2 separate regions of the Homo sapiens genome follow, and region 1 is linked to region 2. Evidence: chromatin loops called from intact Hi-C (ENCODE). Cell type or tissue: ascending aorta. All regions are shown on one strand. Links, peaks and the distances in the headings refer to the core of each region. The heading gives the core; the rest is flanking DNA.

The links. Hi-C counts contacts between places; a loop is a spot of excess contacts. Peaks named below come from ENCODE experiments on the same cell type or tissue, not always from the same donor. Only the 100,000 strongest peaks of a DNase experiment are listed, where the experiment ranks them.
Region 1: a loop joins it to region 2, with 2.1 times the contacts of the local background. A loop is called at or near these places in 2 of 110 quality-filtered maps.

Annotation. Positions count from the first base shown.
Region 1 is chr18:44,659,157-44,670,243 of GRCh38, reverse strand. LOC105372089 (a long non-coding RNA gene) reads left to right here and starts at 5,586. Exons shown (of 4, transcript XR_935417.3): 1 at 5,586-5,743; 2 at 8,036-8,178; 3 at 8,412-8,520. In ascending aorta, for the core only: no CTCF peak of the experiment used is centred there; no DNase peak of the experiment used is centred there.
Region 2 is chr18:44,459,979-44,471,065 of GRCh38, reverse strand. All of the region lies in intron 2 of LINC01478 (long intergenic non-protein coding RNA 1478), which reads left to right. Among named protein-coding and RNA genes, the nearest start is that of LINC01478, 66 kb to the left of the region's middle. In ascending aorta, for the core only: no CTCF peak of the experiment used is centred there; no DNase peak of the experiment used is centred there.

The sequences.
Region 1 (11,087 bases), core at 1,516-9,515, 200 kb before region 2:
ACACAATGGTAGGGACTGTGGAATATACTATGAAAGGTAAGATTCCATCCTAGCCTGGGAGATACATTTAATCCAGATAGATGCTTAAATCCCTTAGTTTCAGGTCAGCAGAGAAGTTGATTGAAGATCCCTCTGAATTCAATAAAAAATGATGATTGAGTACAATAACTCACAACTTTGCTTATCCAGATCCTCAGTCAATTTTACCAAAGTCATATACACCTGGACATCTCCCATAGTATTATAAATGAATACATTTCCTTATGGACAATATTGTGGAAACCCATAATATTGTCTCTAATCACTCTGTATCATCCATTATTTAAAATTGGGGAAAAAAACTTGTATCTAAAAATAATTTTCATCAAGCCCTGTCTGACATTTTTTTCAACCGATTAAATTATATGTGTGTGTATATTCATTTTCATTTTATTCCTCAACTTCTCCACCGTCAGTTCCTTCTCTCTAAACAATGAGATGATGTGTATAAGACAGTAGAGCACAGTGTCTGACACATAAGATGGCAAGCAAATGAGAGTGGTTTCCACATCACCTGGATTATATTTATTTTTTGTATCATTTCATCAAGTCATTTAAAATTCTGTTTGTGGGCTAGGTGCCGTGGATCACTCTTATAATCCCAGCACTTCGGGAGGCCGAAGAAGCAGGATCATTTGAGCCCAGGAGTTTGAGACCGACCTGGACAACATAGGGAGACCCCATCTCTACAAAACATTTGTTTTTAATAGCTAGGCATGGTAGTACACACCTGTGGTCCTAGCTACTCGGGAGGCTGGGGTGAGAAGATTGCTTGAGCCTGGGAGGTATAGGCTGCTCTAACTTGTGACTGTGCCACTGCACTCCAGTCTGGGTGGCAGAGTGAGCTATCGTCTCTAATAATAATAATAATGATAATAATAAAATTCTGTTTATGGTGATGTAACAACTTTTAGATAGTATTACTATCTGTATCTAATGCTTTAACCACTGCAGCAACCTGTATATGGTTGCAGCATTGTGATGTATAACGCAATTACCTCTAACCAATATTCTCAAGTTTGAGAACAGAAAGGAAAAATAAAATGAACAAGCTAATAAAACTTAACTTTCTTAAACCTTCATGCATAAGATAAAATGTTGACTTGTTTGTGCATGCTAGTCTTTCAATAAGAATGCCTCTTTAATGAAAGTAGTGACTACGCCTTTTCTCTAGCATAATAAAACACAAGGCTGATAGAAGGCAATTATATTCCTTATCTTAGGATTTATATATTTATTAGTTGTGCCAGAGCAGGTGTGAAAAGAGTTGGAACTTAATGCTGTGTCTGTGAAGAAGGTGTGACAGACTTTGGGTAAAAGTCATGGCTGAAAGCCATGGGTCAGCAAGATAAGCAGGGCAAGCCTTCCCCCAGCGACACTAAGTTTAGACACAATGGAGATAAAGAGTCAAAGATAAAGTTGTGGGTGTGCCAATAAGCAGACAGGACACTGTGAGAGTAAATCTAGGGTGGCAACACCCTGCCACCAGCCTCTGGAAGACCTGCTCATGACCCCGGGAGAAGGAAGGAGATTGCAAGACTAAGGCAGGGACCTACATCTGGCAATGCGGATACAAGGCAAATCAGACCAATGGGAAATGATGGTCATAATAGAGATTACAGCAAATGGGGAGTTCTACGAATCCACAGAGGGGATGTCCAAGAAGGCATCTCTGTTTCTGAAACTTCAGTGGAGGGATCCTACTGGTCAGAGTGGAACCACTGTAGGGCAGTGAGTCATGTCCAATGATCAGTACAGAAATAGGCTATCCTGGCAGGAAATTAAATATTCAGCACCAGATCATGTTAGGCTGCTCCAACAAGACTTGCACAAACCAGTTTCTTTTTATCACCCTATTGGTTAAAAGGGAGATGAAAAGATTACTTAAAATTTTTCCTTAAATCAGATTGGTTTGAATGGGATTTAAGTTTATGTGGAAATCAGTCTGTCTATTGTGAAGAGGGAGGGAAGACACCAGCAGGAGAACTGAGGAGGCAGCATGAGAGATGCTGCTGAAAATGTCCTCATACATTGTAAAAACAGTTTCTCTTATCTACTCAGTAGCTTTTACTCAAGGTCTAGTTTTCAGTTAGTTAGCTAAATCTGTTAGCTTGGAAAAAAAATCAGAAGTATTGTATCTCTAGTATAAATACAAGTGTTCTGTCTTGCCCAGGGGATTTTAAGTGAAGGAGGGAAAGAAGCACTCTGCTTCAGTGATTTCAAAGTATTTATTGGATACTAACTACTACTAGGGATTTTCCTTGCCATAGATTTCTCCATGCCACAACTCATCCCTAACATTTGATACCTCCCCACAAACAAACATCTGCATAAACTATTTTCTGTATTTATCATCAAGCTTTCCCTGTAGTGCCTAGATCAGATACTTACCTGTTTAGCCCTTGTGATTCTGAAGAGGTACTGCAAGGAAGTCAAAATGTAAAGTACAAGATTCTCTCAAAAAGGAAGATGCACTGAGGGAAACCTGATATTCTACACTATTTCTTTCCTTAAGGCATTTGCTGATTCAGAAAACCCACATGGAGCAAGCGTCTGAAACAGCAGGTAGAAGGTAGAAGCTAAAAGGTAGAAAAGCTGAGCAGAGTTTGACAATATCAGAAGCTGAGAAGGAAAAAAAATGCACCATAGGGCTTTCAAGGCAGCTAGGACTTGAAGGGCCAAAGTCACAGAGAAGGAAAACACAAATGGGGTCCTACCTGGCCATACACACTAACATTCAGGAGACTCTGGCCTTGGGGGGGAAAGAGACCTAGAGAAGGGAAGCAGTTCAGCTGAAGACATACAGGAGTCCTGGCCAGAGGAGGCAACAACCGATTGGATCACCTTCTCAGGAGTAGTTACCAGATTATTTGCAAGCTCCAACCAGATCCTTCTCTACCGTGATCTCCCTCTACTCTGTTATTGAAATTCCCCAGCTCTCTGTATCACTCTACATGACTTTGCTGGCTAAGCAGAACTTGAGGTTAACACTAAGGGTAACTTATAGTAGGTTTTTAGTTATATGGAGAAATAAATAGATTTCTGTTTCCGGCTACAATGGAGTAACTTGCATTGTACCTACTCACCTGCTTAGAATAAAGCACATCTCTTCGAAGGCATTTGAGAACAATCAAGGAAGTCAAAACGTTAGGTGCCAGGATTCTCTCAAAAAGGAAAATGCATTGAGGAAAACCTGGTAGTCTTCACTATTTCTTTCCTCAAAGCATTTGCTGATTCAGAAAACTCACATAAAGCAAGAGTCTGAAAAACGAAGTAGAAAGTAGAAGCAAAAAGGTAGAAGAGCTGAGCAGAGTCTGATAATATCAGAAACTGAGAAGAAAAAAAAAATGCAGTTTAGGGCTTCCAAGGCAGCTAGGACTTGAAGGACCAAAGACACTGAGAAGAAAAACACAAATAATTAAACTCTTATACCGTTTTTCCTAGTGAGGAGTATGATGGTTCCCAAACAGGAGATTGAGAGGTCAAAGAGAAAACACACTAACAGGCTAAAAATCTAAACAGAGTTATTGTGCAGACAAAATATGTGAAAAAAAATTTATAGTTCAGGCTCCACCAAGAAAGAGGAGTTCTGATAAGTATTCCCAGGCTTTCATCTAAAATTCCTGAAGCCTTCATCTTAAAGGTAAGGGTAACCTAGAAACACAATGATCTCTGATCAAAATGGAATAGGCCTTAGAGTGATAGAAGTCCAGCTCCAAATCAGTTCAATATCTGACTAAATTAAGGTAAACTGCTCATAAAGATCAAAAATACATTTTTTCCAGATGAATGTGACATTGACCAGAACTTCTGTAATTTTTGTACATAATATCTAGCATTCAATCAATAGTACTAGGCATTACGAGTTCCCCAAGGTTAGGACTCATAGGAGAGGAATGAAAAGAGGTTTATTAATATGTACAAATACACAGTTAGATAAAAGAAAAAAGACCTAGTGTTCAATAGGTCAGTAGAGTGACTATAGTTTACAACAATCTATTGTACATTTTAAAGTAGCTAAAAGAGAATAATATGCATAAAGAAAAGACATATATTTGAATATACTAAATTATCACATATACTCTGAAAAGATGTACATCTATTCTGTGTCAAATTAAAAAACTTAAAAAGTTACTAAGCATTTAAAAAGATGAATAAAAGAAAAAAGAATAAAGCAGTAAAATGTTATCCAGATTTTGGAGTTATCAGTTACGGATTGTAAAATACCTGCTATTTACATATTTAGAAAAAGAGAAGTTGCAAAAGTTAACCAGATGCATACCTCTTATTAAAAAGAAAAGAAATAGAAATTCTAGAAGAAAAAACTCGGTGACAGAAAGTAAGGGTTTTATAAATGGGTTTATTGGCAGATTAAATACAATGAAAGAGAGGACTGGTAAACTGGCAGTTAGGACAATAAAATATATCCAGCCTCAAGCATAGACAAATGGAAAAACTGGAAAGATGTGCATGGCTCATGAACTATAAAGCATGATTTAACGTATTTCAAAGGATTAAAACATTTTAAAAGTCACAGAATGATCTCTGATCAAAATAAAATTAACTGGCCGGGCATGGTGGCTCACACCTGTAATGCCAGCATTTTGGGAGGCTGAAATAAGAAGATCGCTTGAGCCCAGGAATTCAAGACCAGCCTTGGCAATATAGGGAGACCCTGCTTTTACAAAAAAAAAAAAAAAAAAAAGAATAAATAAATAATATTAAATGTACCTAGTATGTACCCACAAAAATTAAAATTAAAAAATGGCATTAGCTATAAATTAGTATCAAAGAGGTAATCCATTAAAATCATAAAATCCCTATCTGGAATTAAGCAATGTACTTCTAAATAGTTCATGAGTCAAAGAAGAAATCACAATAAAAATCACGATGATAGATTATAACTAACTGAAATACAATATAATGAAACTTTGGCAATGCAGCTAAAGTCATGATTTGAATAAAACTTGTAGCCCTAACATATATAATGGAAAATTGTAGAAGCTAAAAAATCAATCAATCAATCATCTCATTATCAGTTTACAGAAGTTAGGAAAAAGAACAGCAAAATAAATCTATACAAGCAGAAGAAAGGAAATAATAAATATTTTAAATAATAGCAGAAATTAATTAAAAAGACAGTAAAGATACAATAAATTAATAAACCCAAAGACAATATTTTGTAAAAGGTTAAATAGTTTCTTAAACACTCATATGTAGGTACATGATTCACAAGTTTAAAATGACTTTACCAGCAAAATATAACTATTGTGTTCTTATCATTGACCTGCATACAGTCAAACATTTCTGAGCTGCTTCCAGTCATTGTTTAAATAAGTACAAAAAATTTTAAAATTTGGTGTTCTGCAATCAAATTTGTTTATGAGCCTATTTTTAATTATATATATTTGGGTTTGCATTTATATGTGTTACACAAGTAATATTCTTAAATGCATACATATACATATTTGTGATTAAGATTTCAATTTGATTCAGCAAATATTTTTGCATTTTCAATTTGCTAGGCACTGGAAGTAGAGCAGCAATGAAGACAGATGTAGTCCTGGCATTCCTCAAGCTTATAGTCTAATAGGAACGTCTACACTGAGAAAGAAAAAAAAGAAAAGAAGGAAGAAAAGAAGAAACCCTTCTCTGACACTTCATAGACAAAAAACAAGAGGAGATGATTATTTAAGTTCATCAGGTTTTTGTCTTTTATTTTTAACCCTATAATCCTCTCCTTTCTATTACCTGGTTAATTCAGATTAATTATTGATTTTGATTCTGTTTGGTCTACATGTCTCAGCTCTTTTCCACCATTATTTCACCCGATTCTGTACACTAAGCCTTATATAATTTTATATATTTCCCTAAAATATTTATTTGAATAATTTACGTGGTTCTCAAGGAAAGGGTTCTGAATGGAGTCATGGCTCTTAGGTGCATGACTCTTAGGTATTAGATGCAGACTGGGCATTAAAGAAGTATTTGTAACCGCGCATGGTGGCTCACGCCTGTAATCCCAGCACTTTGGGAGGCTGAGGCGGGAGGATCACGAGGTCAAGAGATTGAGACCATCCTGGCCAACATGGTGAAACTCCATCTCTACTAAAAATGTAAAAATTAGCTGGGTGTGGTTGTGTGTGCCTGTAGTCCCAGCTACTCAGGGGGCTGAGGCAGAAGAATCACTTGAACCCGGGAGGCGGAGGTTGTAATAAGATGAGAGTGCACCACTGCACTCCAGCCTGGCAACAGAGCAAGATTCTATCTCAAAAACAAAAAAAGAAAGAAAAGAAAAGAAATATTTGTATTAAATAAATATTTGAAATGACAGAAACTAAAAATGAAAAATGTTTGTCTTACACTGTGCAGCAGGGATATTGTAGCCGGATTAGACTTACTCTTCTTTTTATGCCATTGCTTAATATTCTATGTCCCTTCCCTGGTCTTTTCTTCCTCTTCTCTGCCTACTTATGAATGTCAGCATTTTCAGGGGCCTTCCTCAACCCTCAACTCCTCCCAGAAGCCTACTGCTGAAGACTACAGTAAAACCTGTATCCTCTGAAGAACCACTGCACATCCCATTTCTATCACTCATTGGCTCTTCTGGTTTCCCACCTGTATCTCTCGATATCTTTCCCCACATGCATGTCTTGTCTCTTGAGTAGAAACCCATCAGCAAGGAGATGTCTGTTATAGATGCTATGAAAAATACAAACAAAGCACACACCTTCTCACCCATCCACATGCACACATTGAGCTTTGATGGCTTCTCTTCCAGTTTTTGCCTAATTCTTAATAGAGCTTGTGGTAAATAACCTGATGTCAATTCACTCATTCTTCCCCCAAAATAATAGAATTTCCACATTTTTTATGAATACTGGGAATAAAGATTACACTTCCAGCCTCCTCTGCACCAAGTCATGGCCGAATGATTCCGGCCAATGTCATGATAGTAAAAGTGGTATATACAATTTCAGGAAATGCCTTTCCTGACATTTCTTTTCTCCATACTAACACAGTACCTAGAATGCAGTTGCTGCCACTTGGACCAAGAGATTGAGACTATGCACTAAAGGAGCATGGTATCTCAGAGTACTATGTCAGTCCAGGATCATCTACCCATATTTTACATAAAAAATCAACGCTCTTGTAGTTTCTAACTGTTAGGTTAGAATTTTCTTCACTTACTTTCACTCTCTGACCTACTCCTAACTAATCAAGGCTCTTCAACAGGATATAATGTTAATATTCCTGTGGCTCAATAAACTAATAGTGTAGTAATAATGACCACATTATGCAGAGTAAGTAAGGTTTCATTGTGCTTGAATTCCAAAGTCAATACACATTACATACTTTTGATTGGTTCTTAAGGAGAATTTATATTACTATATGGCCCTTCCTAGCCAAACTTATCTGCCTCATTAAGTGAAATGAGTATCCATAGACTGATTTTATTGTGTTATGACATTGTTACCAGAGGTTTCCTGTTAAAATATTAGTTTGTACCTGAAATGAAAATCTGAAGCTTACACATTTATGGTTAACACCTCAAAGGGTGTAAAATTGGCAAATAGGGAACATCGATTTTAGTTTTTGTTCTACAGTAAAGTTTTAGTTCTAGAGCAAAGATCATCAATAGGTGAAAACTTTTGCCTTAATGATTATTCTATGTGCAAATCATGAGTTAATCTTCAGTGTTCCAGGCAAAACCAGGTTAAATTATTTTTTTTTCAGGCAACATGAGACCCATTCCTGAGCCCTCCAAGATCTGCCAGGAGTTATAGCACTTTCCAAGGCTCCATGCTTTTAAATAGCCTCTTTCTTCAGATAATATTTTTCTACTTTCTGGTTTTTTCCCCCTGAGTTTAAAGTGTTCTGCTTTTTAGGGGAAAACTAGTAATTGCCTTAATTAATTCAACTTAGACTATTAATGGACTGCCCTGTATATATGTAAGGGTGTTAATTTCTTCCTCTCATTGCATGTACCCTACAGTGGGAATGGCACCTGCCCTGTCCTACTCTGGTTACTAGGGAAGTAACAGACTCCTTGGAAAAAACAACGTTGAGATGGAGAGGGAAGGGGTGAAACTGGGAAATGCTAAATCTGAATTCAGAGTATCTGGCCTCATCATTCAGGTAACACACTGATCTTTGTGAATCCTTAGGAAGGGGAAAATAATTGGAAGTCATCTAACTGTAGTCCTGAACAGAGCAAAAAGGCCTCTGGAGACCCCTGGCTGACTTGGATTTATCATTTAACAAACTCAGAATGTCTTAGGTGGAGGTTAAGTAGTCTTTGAAAGTGATGGGGAAGATGGATTTGTGCTGAACCTCTTCTACCATTTACATTTTGTGTTTTAACCTCACAGATATTTTAAGGAATAAAGGAAGTTGACGGGTGGAAATCTGAAGGTGAATTAAATAATTGGAAGTTATGATGAATTGCCATTCCATCTGTGTATTGCCTTTAATCTCTGGGTGAGTATCATACAACCTTTATGGAGACTAACTAAAAGAAAAGCATTTTTGGCCAGGTGTGGTGGCTCACACCTGCAATCCCAGCACTTTGGGAGGCCGAGGCGGGTGGATCACCTGAGGTCAGGAGATCGAGACCAGCCTGGCCAACATGGTGAAACTTCGTCTCTACTAAAATTACAAAAACAATAGTTGGGCATGGTGGTGGACGCCTGTAATCCTAGCTACTTGGGAGGCTGAGGCAGGAGAATCGCTTCAATCCTGGAGGCAGAGGTTGCAGTCAGCCAAGATTATGCCACTGAGCTCAACCCTGGGCGACAGAGTGAGACTCGGTCTCAAAAAAAAAGCATCTTTTGAATTTCCACAGACTCATTTGCATCTTAGAAATAACTTGGCATAATAATAAAAAGACGTTCTTCAGGGCCATGTAGACCCAAATGTCAATATTAGCTTTGTCCCTTTGCTAACAGTATGACCACAAGCCCATTATGTAAAAATTTGGGGAGTCAGTTTCTCTTTCTGTAAATACATATCTGTCTTCATCGTTATTATAAAGTTTACATAATATAGACAAAACATTTCTAGCACATTGTTAATTTCCAATGCTATTATAATGTTAGAATCTCAGCCAAAAGCCGTTTGGAGCAGGTATAGAGTGCTCCCTTTATTTTATCACCAACCCAATAGCCAGGGATATGCAAAGACACTGGTATGATGTTAGGAGTTTTCACCACAGTTCTGAGGCTGGAACATCCAACATCATTATCTTGAAACCCAGAATTGTGGTGAAGGCAGACGTCTCTCCGGGTACATCTAAGGCTCGCCTTGGTGAATAATAGCATAGATAGTCTCATGGGGTTTCATGTGTCCTATAATTCTTTGCACAGCAAGCTTTTGTCTTTGTTATTTTATTCCAGCCACTGCAGCAGATCTGACCCAATTTAGCTGTTACTATATCCTTTCTGCAAAAAAATGAATCTCAGAGAAGGCCAGGGCTGTTGCATGACTTCCATAACTCACTGCATGTTTGCCTGCCATTTCCCAGCTCATGAGCATCTGTGGAGCCAAGTTTTATCCGGGCCCTTTCAGTAACTAGTTTGGGTTGGATTTCTGGGTTCTTTTATCTACGGCTTTCACCATCTGGCAAAAGAAGCTGACTAAGTGTTAGTTGCAACAAGTGGTTGCCTATTTAGTGTGATATGCGGGTGCTACCAAAGAGTTCTCGGTTGGGTTCCACAATGGCTATTTCCATTGCATCAAGCCTTACAGCTCCAGAAGGCATCTCACAGCTAAAACATACAGATCACCCAGGAGAGAAGAAAGGTTGGTGTGATTTGCACATTTGTATCCATTAATCAACATGTTGGCACAAATTGGTTACCAGAGTAGCTGGCTGTATTCTTGGAAATCTGGAAACCAAGCCTGGAGGGGAAAGAACAGAACACAAGGCTTCAGTGGTTAGATAAGGGCAGACAGCAAGGAAAGCTTTTGGGTTTTCAAGTCCAGTCCTGGGTGAGTCTGCTGTGGGACACATGGAGGAACCAGTATCAGCATCAGGGAACTGATTTGTGGAGGATAGGACCCTAAAGACACCAAGGTGTCTAATGATGGGTAGGAATATGGATGAATGTTCTTTTCTTCTTTGTACTTTTCAAATTCTTTAAATATATGTGATGTGACAAATGTCATGAGAAAAATATTAACCATACAGGAATTTTAAAGATTGAAATTCTATGATTCCATGCCTGACATTTCATGGTTGAAAGGAGCAACTAAGTGATCATTACAAGTATGGTTACAGCCCATGTAGGGTTTGATGCCTTCTTCATGGTTTTCTTGTTACAGTCACTTTATTTTATTGCCTCTCTGACTTATTGTGTATGTCCATCATCCCACTTTTCACCCCTAAGATCCCACTTTAGCATGACTCCTTCACTCTACCTTCTCTAGTGGCATTCATGATACAATTGTGGCTATTTAATTAAAAGACTATTCACAGAACATTTCTTTTTCCAAGGAGAAAATGCCTATGTCTATTAATGGAAGCCAATCCTTAACCAAATGTTAGTGATTCAATGCAGTTAGGACCCTCAAGTCAGAAATTTATAGGTAACTGATTTAGTTCCTCAGTATCTTTTTGCTCTGTATAGACACAAGTTGTCTGAACCACCTTGATCCAATAATTCTGGGAATAAATAAATTTGATCAGACTTGACTAGTGTAGCTGTCTACATAGATCCAAGGCTCCTTTTTCCTTTCAGCAGCAGTTGCCTGAGGCTGAGTTTCTGACTGGCAGTGGTTTGGTCAACCATGTCATTTCAGCCAGCTTCAAGCTGAATTCAAGTAGCACAAGCCAAAATGATCAATTAAGTCAGGATACCCAAGACATGAACTAGACTTTCAGCTTGGACACCATAAATCTAGACTTCTCAGGTCCTTAGTTATGTCATCTAGAAAATGAGGATAAAGGTTTTAGCCTAGTTAATTAACTCAAGCTACTATCAGGATAAAATTAGGTTGTAAATATTGCAATCCTCTGAAAGTTAAAGTGCTGTATACATGAGCAGCAC
Region 2 (11,087 bases), core at 1,168-9,167:
AAGAGTTGTCTCAAAGATTATGGAAGGGGAACCACTATTATGTCTTCAAGAATTGGTTCAAAGAAGAGCTTTCCTAATCTTCCTTCCACTTTTCCCATGGGTCCTTGGTAATCCCCCTCCCAAGGCATTTTCTTTACTCTGTTATAAAGCTCTCCGAATTGATATGATTTGCTTGTTTCAGGCTAAGCCTCCATTTTCCCTGTAATAGGCATAAATTGTTGCCATTCAGACATGTGCAAAGAAAACACTGGTTTTGTTATCTTGACTACAGTTCTTCTTTGAGCTATGAAACCTCAGTTTACTTATATCAGATTACTTTTTCTGTTCTTGTGAATTCAATTTAATTCAGCAAAATTTCAGTTTAATTTGGTTAGTAATAACCAATTTATAATTTTAAACTTACTTTGGCCTTTATCCATTCTTCCTTTATCTTTCTCTCTCTTCTCATTCCCACTTCTAATCCTCGCAGGACCTTTTTCTTTCGGCATATGTGGACTTTGACAGCAAGAGAAAAAATGAAGAATTATGGCAGTTTGGGGGTTTATTCAGGAAATATTCAATTTTATTCTGTCTCCCTAGCAAGGAGATCACCCGGAGGTAGTAGCTGGATCTTCCTTTTGTCTATATTAGGTCAATGGTTCCTTTACCTCCTGTCCTTTGACTAACCTCTTAGTACCTTCCCTTGGGGTTGTAAGAGCCAGGATGTTCATCTTTAAATCTCCCTGAGACCCATAGGCAACTGGTATGGGGATATCCTGCCCTCTTCATCCTGTCCTTCCTAACACACTACACTACAGTTCCTTCAGGCTCCACTGACACAAGGTGCTCCCATGGCTTCACACTCTCTGAAAACTTCAGAAGAGAGGGAGTGCTGGTCTCTATGCTCACCTAATCCCCAACTTCAGAAGATATGTCCAACATGCTGCTACTTTCTTGAGAACAGAGGAAATAGGTCCCTCACACTTTCTAAAATGTGCCATTCTAGTTGCAAAATCTACCCAACCAATTTTGATTTCCTTAGAACTTTGAAGCTGATTAAGGTTTAGTATCCCTCTTCCCCTAAAATAATATCTCTTGGGAGTTGGCCATTTGTAATTGAGCATCATTTTTTAAATCATAAGATCCCATCGTAGTGATCAATGTATCTTTTGCTAGTCATTGGATAGCTAGCTGATACAGGGGATGACAGGGTGAGGAAAAAAGGGTAATGATTAATATTTTATATGTTTATGTAAAATTCTAAGTATCTATAAAATAGGAAATGTAGAATATTTGCCTGTGAATGTCACTATAGCTTGACCAGAATGCCTGGCAAACAATTGTAATGCAATAATTATTTACACAATGAAGGGATGCCCTGAACCCTTATAAGTGATGTCCCAAGAGAATGTGACTAGACTTTAAGAGGATCTCAGTCAACTATAGAAGCTTTGCCATCAGTAGTTGAAGCAAAGGATTCATGCAAAAGAACAGATCCCATAGTTGATGTTATGGGAATAACGATAGATTAGAAGCAAGAAGAACTGTGACCACTGATTAATTAGGGAATCAAGGAAGAGATGCCAACATTTCTCATCCTCGGTTTTCTTTGTCAAATGAATGGTAACATATGATAATTCTAAGTTTCTCTTCAAATTTAAACATTTTATGATATACTCAGCTAAATAATGAAGATGCTGAACCTTGTGTCTACTTAACCATTTTTTCACTTATTCACCAGTAATGCTAGGGCTTCTGCTTTTTCTGAAAAAAAAAAAAAAATCTGGGTAGAGATGATGAGTTTTAGGATTATAATTGCAAAGCTGTCATTAACCTACCATTTAGATGGGTGAAACCTTTGTTCCAGAGTTAACAGTTGGGCTTTCTGATGCCTTCCTAGCCTAAAGGCAGTGAGTACTGCTCTTCACTTGTCCAGGGAGTTAGAGGCCAGTGGAATTGTCTCAGAGGCACAGCTTTCACAAGATGAAAGGCTAGGTGTAGACTCTAGACTCTGTTCCATAATCTAGCCAAAATTGTTCTACTTTCTGTTGGCAGACCCTCATGCTTGGAGTAATCCCAGAGACAATGTAGTTGGAAGTTAGAGAAGGGCTCTCAGCAACATTGACATTAACTCGAGACCTGCTTGGTACAGCTTTTGTAGGTTGATGAGTCAGTTTCTCCTCCAACAGGCACTGTAGGTCTTTGGGAGATATTTTTCTGGCACTTCTCCTTTGGGGCCATGGGAAAATATGTCCACCTGACCCAGGCATTGAGTCTGGGGCATTCTCTTTCATACCACCTTTTCACAAGACTTTGTTATCAGCTCTTCCTGAATCTCCTGACTTGTGTTAATCAAACATTTACAGAACCCTATTATGTGCCAGGTATAGTGTACCATGGTGACAGCAGTAGATGTAAAAATTTTAAAAGACAGACTCCATTTCAAGAAGTCGACAGTCAGAAATAGAGAAAAATGCAAAAACACGTAACTAAATTACAATAGGAGAGATGCTGTAGTAAATCTAAACAGAGGGTTATAACGATCTAGAGGGTAGATTTGCCAGAAAAGGTGAAAATTGAATGCCAGGTTTTATTTGCGTTGGAACTTTCCAGGAAGATAATATGTGAAGGTCCATTCTGGGTTAGGTATAAAGGCAGAGCTGATCACCTGGGTCAGGTGGCCCAGCACATGGTGGCAGTGTCAGGACCTGAACTCGGGATCCAGTTCTAGTCTGTTAGTCTTGTTAGTAATACTAATGTCACATTATATTTCACAATCTACTACATGAATTAGTATAATTTTAAATGCACCATTTTAATAGGAAACTGTGATAATTTCTAATTGGAATAAGTATCAATAGCCACATTTTATTTTCATAGAATAAGCCTTGGAAAAATATATCAAATTAAAATTTCAGGTAACAATAAAATGTTACTGCTAAAAGAAGCTCTACAGATAGTCTTTACTAACTCCTTTATTTTATAGACAAGAGCTCTAAATAGGTCGAGTGACTTGAAAAAAAAAATTAAAAAAAGAATCACGTAAAATCCTCAAGGTCATACTGTGAACCCAGTGTGTAGAATCCAGGTTTCCTGATCCTAAGGTTTGAGAGATTTTCACTAAACAACCTGTCTCTCTAGGCACAGGGCTAAACTGTTTCTATTCCTAGGCAGACATTCTTCAAGGATATATGACAGCAGGTGAACAAATTAAATGCTGTAAAATGTCTTCATGTAGGTCCTTATTTGGAGGAAAGAAGAGGGCAGAGCAGAGGGGAGGAGGGAGAGCACAGAAAGGTAGCTCAGGCAGTCCCTCTACTGAGCTATGCCTGTTGATATCCCAGCTTTTGAGGTCAGCTGTGCTCATCTCCTACTCCAATAGAGGAGCCAGACAGTAAACTACTTCATTTAAATTATGTTCTCATTCCACTGAGCACGGGACACAATTCTCTTGTATTTTCTGATAAGGCTGATAATGAAGTGATCAGTCTATAGGATCCCCGAGTGGCAGTGAACCTGCATTTGCATAATGATATTATAGCATCTGTTGAACCCACTAGTGGTAATCCATCCATATGCAAGAAATATAGGTCAGCAAAGACACAGCAGCAATGAGAGAGGCAGGGCTATTCACTTATTGGAGTAAGGAAGGTCTTCTCTATCCTTTAGCTCAGCAGGACAGAAACAAATGGAATGGAATAGATCAAGGGATTCTATTGGCTTTTGAGCAATAAAAGGAGATGCATCAATTTTGTCTCATGGTTGAAATTCCATTTAAAATGTACTTAACCCTGTCATTTCTATTAGCAGAGTATTCCTCCTACACTTCTCTGCCTAACTCAGAAGAGGTAGTGCGCTCTAATAGCAATGTGTGCAGAGAGATCAGGAGTCATGGTTCCCCATTTAGTGGGGTTTGGGCAGTAATGGTTAAGGAAATTAAGTTTCATGGTTCTCCCTTGTGTTACCTGACCCCTATCATCCTTCCTGTTTCAAAGATCTGTGAGATTTCCTGCCCAAACATGTCTTTCCATTTGGGGCCTTTTATTATTCTATTTATTGTCTTTATATTCATTTTAGAACCTCGTGTACTCTTCTATCATACTTTTCCTGTGCTCTTCTTCCCACTGTCTCTCTGAATCTTGTGTGTAAATAATAGATCTTGCTTCTTTTAATACAACAATTGTGCGTTTGCCAAAGGCAAATCCCTGGCCTTGTTTTTCTTCTGGAACTCACTTACCAAAGCCCCTATTCAGGCTGGACACACATGGAAGGCCTTCTAAGACTCAACTGAATTGCATTAGATTTATAGTATCACCATAGAATTAACTTCAAGGAGGCTAAGAGACCTTAAGAGATCATGTAGATCATCTCAGAGCCAGGCAGTAGTACAACTACAACATCTAGGGGAAATGGCTGTATGGTTTATCCTTATTTTTTTTTTTTTTTTGAGACAGAGTCTTACTCTGTCTTCCAGACTAGGGTGCAGTGGTATGATCTCGGCTCCCAGGTTCAAGTGATTCTCCTGCCTCAGCCTCCTAAGTAGCTGGAATTACAGGAGTGCACCACCACACCCAGCTAATTTTTGTATTTTCAGTAGAGACAGGGTTTCACCATGTTGGCCAGGCTGGTCTTGAACTCCTGACCTCAGGTGATCCACCCTCCTCTTTGGTCCCCCAAAGTGCTGAGATTACAGGCATGAGCTACCATGCCTGGCCATCCTTAAAATTTTTAAATGATGTATACATTATCTCAACTAAAACCTAACTCTTGTAATAGCTATTGTAACACATTTTATTTGGAAAGATGTTTTCAATCAGAATGGCAAGATACTATAATTGTCCTCTAATGATTCAGCGGTTATTAACAAAAAGAAATTGACTTTATATCACTATGTATATACAGATGAAGTGAGATAAAAATATATGTAAGAAAACATCTGTTTATTGGAATGTTCCTTGTGTTCATACTTTATTAAAATGAATGTGTTAAATTACTCTGAAGGAAAATACGTATGCAGTCTACACGTATATAATGACCCCACACTTATTCATATACATACTCATACATCTTTTACACCAATTAGACTATGGCCATTTTTTTTGTGTGTGATAAAAGACATTTTGGGATAACTGGAAGGGAAAACTCCTTATTGCCTGGAAGTAAGTTCAATGTGATGATTTTGTGGACAGACTGCAAGTGGCTATGTTGTTTAACACAGGGTTGATTTCTAAGTTAAAATGCTAAGCAAGAAAAGAATCAATCCTAATTCTTGGCTCAACATAGTAGGGCTATTCAGCCCTTGCTAGCTCAACTTGTGGCAAAGGAAGGAACATGAGGTTTGTCTAGTTCCCAGGAACTCTGGAAGCTGTATTATCCCAAATGAAAGAGTTGGACTCGGATGGAAGACAAAAGTTTATTTCTTTTTTGGTTAGACCTCAGTCTTCTTTGTTCTTGATCTCTGATCTCTGGGCTGCCTTCCCACCATCTCCAGGCTCTGCAGCTCTTGCCAGTCTGGATCTTGTCCACAAACTGGAGTCAGTAAAAAAAAAAACGCCTGAACCTAAGAAAATCCAAAGCCAAAATATTATAAATCACTGCCACTGAAGGAGAAAGAAATTACATTTTCCCTTTGTGAACTATGACTGAAGTTTTATGTTGCCTGCCCATCATATTAAACTATGAGATCATGCCTTGGAGTTAGGCATTTTGGCATGTCCTGCAGCTTTTGTTTCCATGGTTGTGGTCAAAGCAATTCTGTGGTCCCTAATTCACCTTGCTGACCTAGCATCTGGGGTGACTCTCTGCTGATAGGGGGCATTTTGTGAGATACAGTACAATTTTAAATGTTACGGTTTTGTTTGGAAAAAGAAACACACCACCCCTCTCCCCTTCCAAAACATCTTCAAGAAAAATACACATCAGATTATCATGCACACGACAACTATGTAAAACTGGAATGACTATTCCCTTAGTCTGATTGTCTTGTTTTATAGAGCAAATGGGGAAAAAATGGGATTTGAATGCTAGCGAAACCATCTGTTTATTGACTGCCTAAAAGACTAAAAGCACTTGCCCCAGAATCTTGGATATAAATGAAACTTGGAACTTCCTTGTTGTTATCTATTGTGTGTCAGAATTTTTGTGGCAATTGAAATGTCACAATTTTTCTTGGAACAACATTCTGGCATCATTTGGTTTATTTATTTTAACTGATGATTTTCATTTCTCATTTTGCATCTAACAACTTCTGACAATGTTTCTTGCAGATAAAAACTTCGTGGGAAATTATTTGGTGTATGTGACTTTTTCTTATACAATATGCTCAGTTTATTTGGGGGTAGCGGAATGTGGGAGAAGAGGATGGATGTTTGACTTGTTTTTACTAATGATTGCCTTGGTATTTTACAAGATTGATGGCTTGCTTTCTTCAAAGGCATCACTGTTCTACTTTCCACAAAGGCAGTTGAAGTCTGACTCAGGACTTTAAGAAATCTCAGTGACCTCATGACTTACCCTGCCTCATTCTTGATCCTTTTGCTGTTATGTTGATGTGGGTGTCACACATTAACATTGAACAAGAATTTTGTTATTGTTGCTGTAATGTTAGCCCAAGCCAACTCCATAATTTGTTCCCTTTTGATGCAATATTGACCCACTTTGGATACTTTCATTCTCCCTTTTTGATTTGATATTAGACAAAAAGTAGACACCATTTATCAAAGTCAATTTTGGGACCCAAAAATATACATTTTATATTTGGTACTAAAAGGCACGCTTGCTTTATTTTATTTATTATTTTTGTGGTTTTTGTTTGAGGGGAGTGGATAGTAGGGGTGGGAGAAACCTGTTAAATTTAAACTATCATGGGTTTCAGAACAACCTGTTATATCAATTATACCATTCAGATTAGTAGCTTGATCACATTAAACAAACTTCTGAACTAATTTGCATGTGTAGACACCGCTTTTTCTGTGGTATTTCTACTGTACGTCCCTTTCCTTTTATGAAAAATAAAATGTAATTAAATAGTGTGATAGATAAATTCCTGTCAGAACTGTTCTTTAAAAACAAAGAATTATTCAAGACACTTATAAAAATGATTGATAAGTACAAAATAGAAAAGGATACCTGGGACCAATATTTAGGCATGGATGGGGCTTTGGTAGGTATAGAAGAGAGGTCAGCAAATTCATTCATTAGCCTTATGAGTCAAAAGGCAAAATCAAAGCTATTATGTAGTTATTTATGTGACAACAGAATAATGTTTTATACATTATTATTAAAATTTTAAAAATAATTATAATAATTCAGTACAATTTTTAAATAAAATATGTGTACTGTAGTGTGTTGAATAGTTAACACTTCCCCCAAAAAGTCATGTTCAATTCTTAATTATTCTAATTATCTGTTAATTGCTTTCTAAATAGTACAAAGAACTAGTTTTCAGATGGTTTATAAAATTCACCAGTTCTTCCAGATAGTGTTTAACTGAACATTCCACACTCCTTCTTTTCTTTTAAAGAGATCTACTTGCTTTAGTTATTTATCAGTCATTCCCACTAAAATGAAGTTTTCTGGTCAATTCCAAAACGTAAAACAGGTCATGATGACCATAAATTTGTAACTGGGGAGATAGTTTTTGGGAAACAGAGATGTAAAGAAGGCTAGGGGTTATTTCAGGGAAGGCCAGCATTTAATCTTAGAGTTGAATGCCAGGAAACCAAAAAGGATAGAAAAATAAAATATCTGGGCAGGGTGTTAGGGAGAATAATGTTTCAATGAAGAGCAATGCAGAAGTAGATTAGGAAGACTTGCTAGAATACAGCTTTGCTCATGGAATAGTGAGAACAGTTACATTTGAATTCCTAGATTATTGCTCCTGGATTTGCTCTCTAATCCAGAGACTAAAAAAGAGTGGAAGAAATACAGGAATGGGTGTTAGAGGACAGCAGAAAACAGGCTAATAAACAAGGCGACACTACTGGCTTGCTGTGCAGTGGAGGAAGGAGTGAGTTAGCAGCCTTCCCTCAAGGCAGAGTGGAAAACAGGCTGTACTACTCTCTGGTTAGAAATACGTATGTGTCCCAATTTTTAAATTTATTATTTTACTTATGGAATCTATATATAAGTCCTTTATTTAAGTTGACTGAAATAGTCACCAAGAATACATTTTAAAAAAGGTGATAGAATATTTCAATAAGGGCATAAAATAATAACTTCAAGGACACGATTTGAATGTTATTCATATCTACTGTTTATTTCTTCAGATTCTCTAAATCAAACTTATGTACAAAGGTGTGGTACATTCCTATTCACTGTCTGACACCTTTTCTCTTCTTTGTTTTCTTTCTTTTCTAAGATCAGTGGCAATAAATGCAAGAGAAAAAACTGCATCAGGAGGGGTACCAGGGAAAAATGGTTTAACAACATCAGAATCACGTCATGGTCATCATGTCTGGAGGCATTGTCAGTTATGATCTTCAGTGCTTCTCTGTCATTTATTAAATGCTTCCAAACTGTTTTTGATTAATGTAAAAATTAATTTAGATACTTTTTCATTTTTTTAGGAGACAGAAATTCAGGAAAAGGTCCACTGACATTTCTAAGCCACTAACAACACCCAGCACATTATAAACAAAACTTCACATTGAGATCTTGCATTAAAAGATTTTAAATTAATTTTATTAAAAATTACACTTTTATGGACCAATTGAATACCCTTATGTAATTACAAAGACTTTATTTGGACAACTACTTGCTAAATCATCAAATAAATTTTAATATGTGCATGCACAGGATTCAATAGCTTCATTTCACAGATGAGGCAACCAAGGCCAACGAATTTTAATGATTTTTCCAGATGGAGTTTTAGCCACTTGAAAAGCAAAACTAGAACTCAGGGACACCTTTGCTGCCAGACTTGTACTTTGTCGTACAGCTAGTGGAGGTAGAATTGGGATTTAGGTACAATTAGTGAGGTTTTATATTCTATGCCCCTAGCCACCACCTTCCACTGCCGCTCTCAATGGAGCCCACCTCTCTCAAATCTGATCTCTTTCACCCCACTACAGACTACTTTCTTTTTGATTGATGGGTTGATTTTCAGCTTGTCTTTATAAAAAAACTATCAGCAAAGAAAACACAAATATGAATTGTCAGTAGATAGCTAAATCAAATCTTCTATCAAGAATAGACACAGCTACATAAGGGAGTTAAGATATAGGACAAAAATCCTAAATTTGCAATACTTTCTTTTTTGAAATTATATTGCTGGGTGGTCTAATGAGCCTTTATATCAGTACATGGAGATATTTCAAAAGTGGATGACACATGTCATTATAACAAATGAATCTGTCTCAGATACTGAACAAGTTCACAGGCTTCAATAAATTGTAGTGTTTTTCATCTCTCACCTGTATTGTGCACACATCACTTGAGTATTCTGGAAGGGAGCTAATTAACATCTCAGAATAAGACTTTTGTTTTTAAGTTGAATAGTTTTTTTTTTCCTTTTACAAAGAATACAGATTAATTTTTCATTAAGTGCATATGGAGATATCTTGCAATGATGCTTCAGAGAGCCCCATAGACATAGGATAATTTGCCTCCACTTCATCATCAAATGAAAATGAAATACTTGTTTAGGGACCAAGAAAGATAGACCAAGACAGCTGAATTATTCACATCTGAAGGTTTCCAGTTCAAATGTTTTGTAAGCTCATTTGCAGCTGGGTTGCAGCAGGCTCCATCCATGTCTGTCTAATGAAACTCATGCTGAAAATCTCAGTTGGAAGTTCACGGATTCAGAGCCATTCATCAAACCTCGTCATAATTATTTAATAAGCAACATTAAATGTTCAGTCAAGTCTTTAACTCATCAGTTCAGTTATCACAGTTTAGTGCATGCAAACATCATTTACAAGGTTTCCTGCTGAACGTTACAGGATACAAATAAACCCCATAAATTAAACCAACCCTCAAAATAACCTTCTCCTGACTGCCTGCCCCCTGCCTCACCTTGTCAATGCTTGAAATGCTTGAAAAGGGTTTCTCAAACGGGCTCCCTCACTAGAAATTTGGGTAGATGAGTGTTTCTTTTAGCTGGTGTCAGTTTCTGTGTGTGTGCATATGCACGCTCTATTGGATCAGCGAAGGTTCACATTTTATCAAGGCTTCATGTGGCTTGCCCCTCTCAGTCCTAGCTGGTACAGGTATGTTCATCACTAATAAGTAAGCATTTTAGGCATTTAAGTATGCATTTAAGAAGTGAACACTTGGCTCTATTGATTTTTCCCATGATAATCAGGACATAATCTAAATGATAGAATTTTATGTAGAGGCGGCACATGAGAGAAAAGAAAGCAAGGAAATTGAGGAGGAGGAGGAGGAGAGGAAAAGGAAAAGCGAGAAGCAGTTTTTAACACAGACGTTCTCAACTGAGCTTGTAGGACAGATTAGTGTGCTGTGACATGTCATGAGTGTGCCACAGAAAATTTGCCAGTAATAAGGGGCTGCATGTTTTGTAATTTACTCCTAAAATATATTAGAATGGATTCAAGGTTATTCCTGTTACATGTCACTGACTCATGTGGATTCCGTTATGCTTTCTTAGGAGGCAGAGAAAGGTTTTGATCACATTAGTGAAGATATTTTTTATAAAACTATCTCTTTATCTAGGCTGCAGCCTTGGGTATGCTGGCTGTACAGATATCTTATTCTGGTGTGTGTGTATATGTGTGTGATTGCATGCATGCACACACATGCTCACGCTAACACGTCTGTGCATGCGGATGAGATTTGTTGCCTTGGGAAACATATGAAAAGGAAATTAGGTGCTCAGAACTGAGGTTCCTCCGGTGGTTCCAGTCAAGTGACTGCAAAATTTCTGGACTGCCGTTTAGGCTGTCGGGAATCAGCAAGCTCCACAGGTTTCTTGGGCAGTGGAATGAATGATGGTTGAGGAGCCCTGAGTTCTAGGTTTCACTCCACTTTTGTCATTAACTAGATGTGTACCCATCTGTAAGTCTTGGTTTGTAAAATTGTAGTGGGTATGCCAGATTTCTGTAAAAATTTTATTAAATGAGTTCTTAAATAGGATATCTCCATAT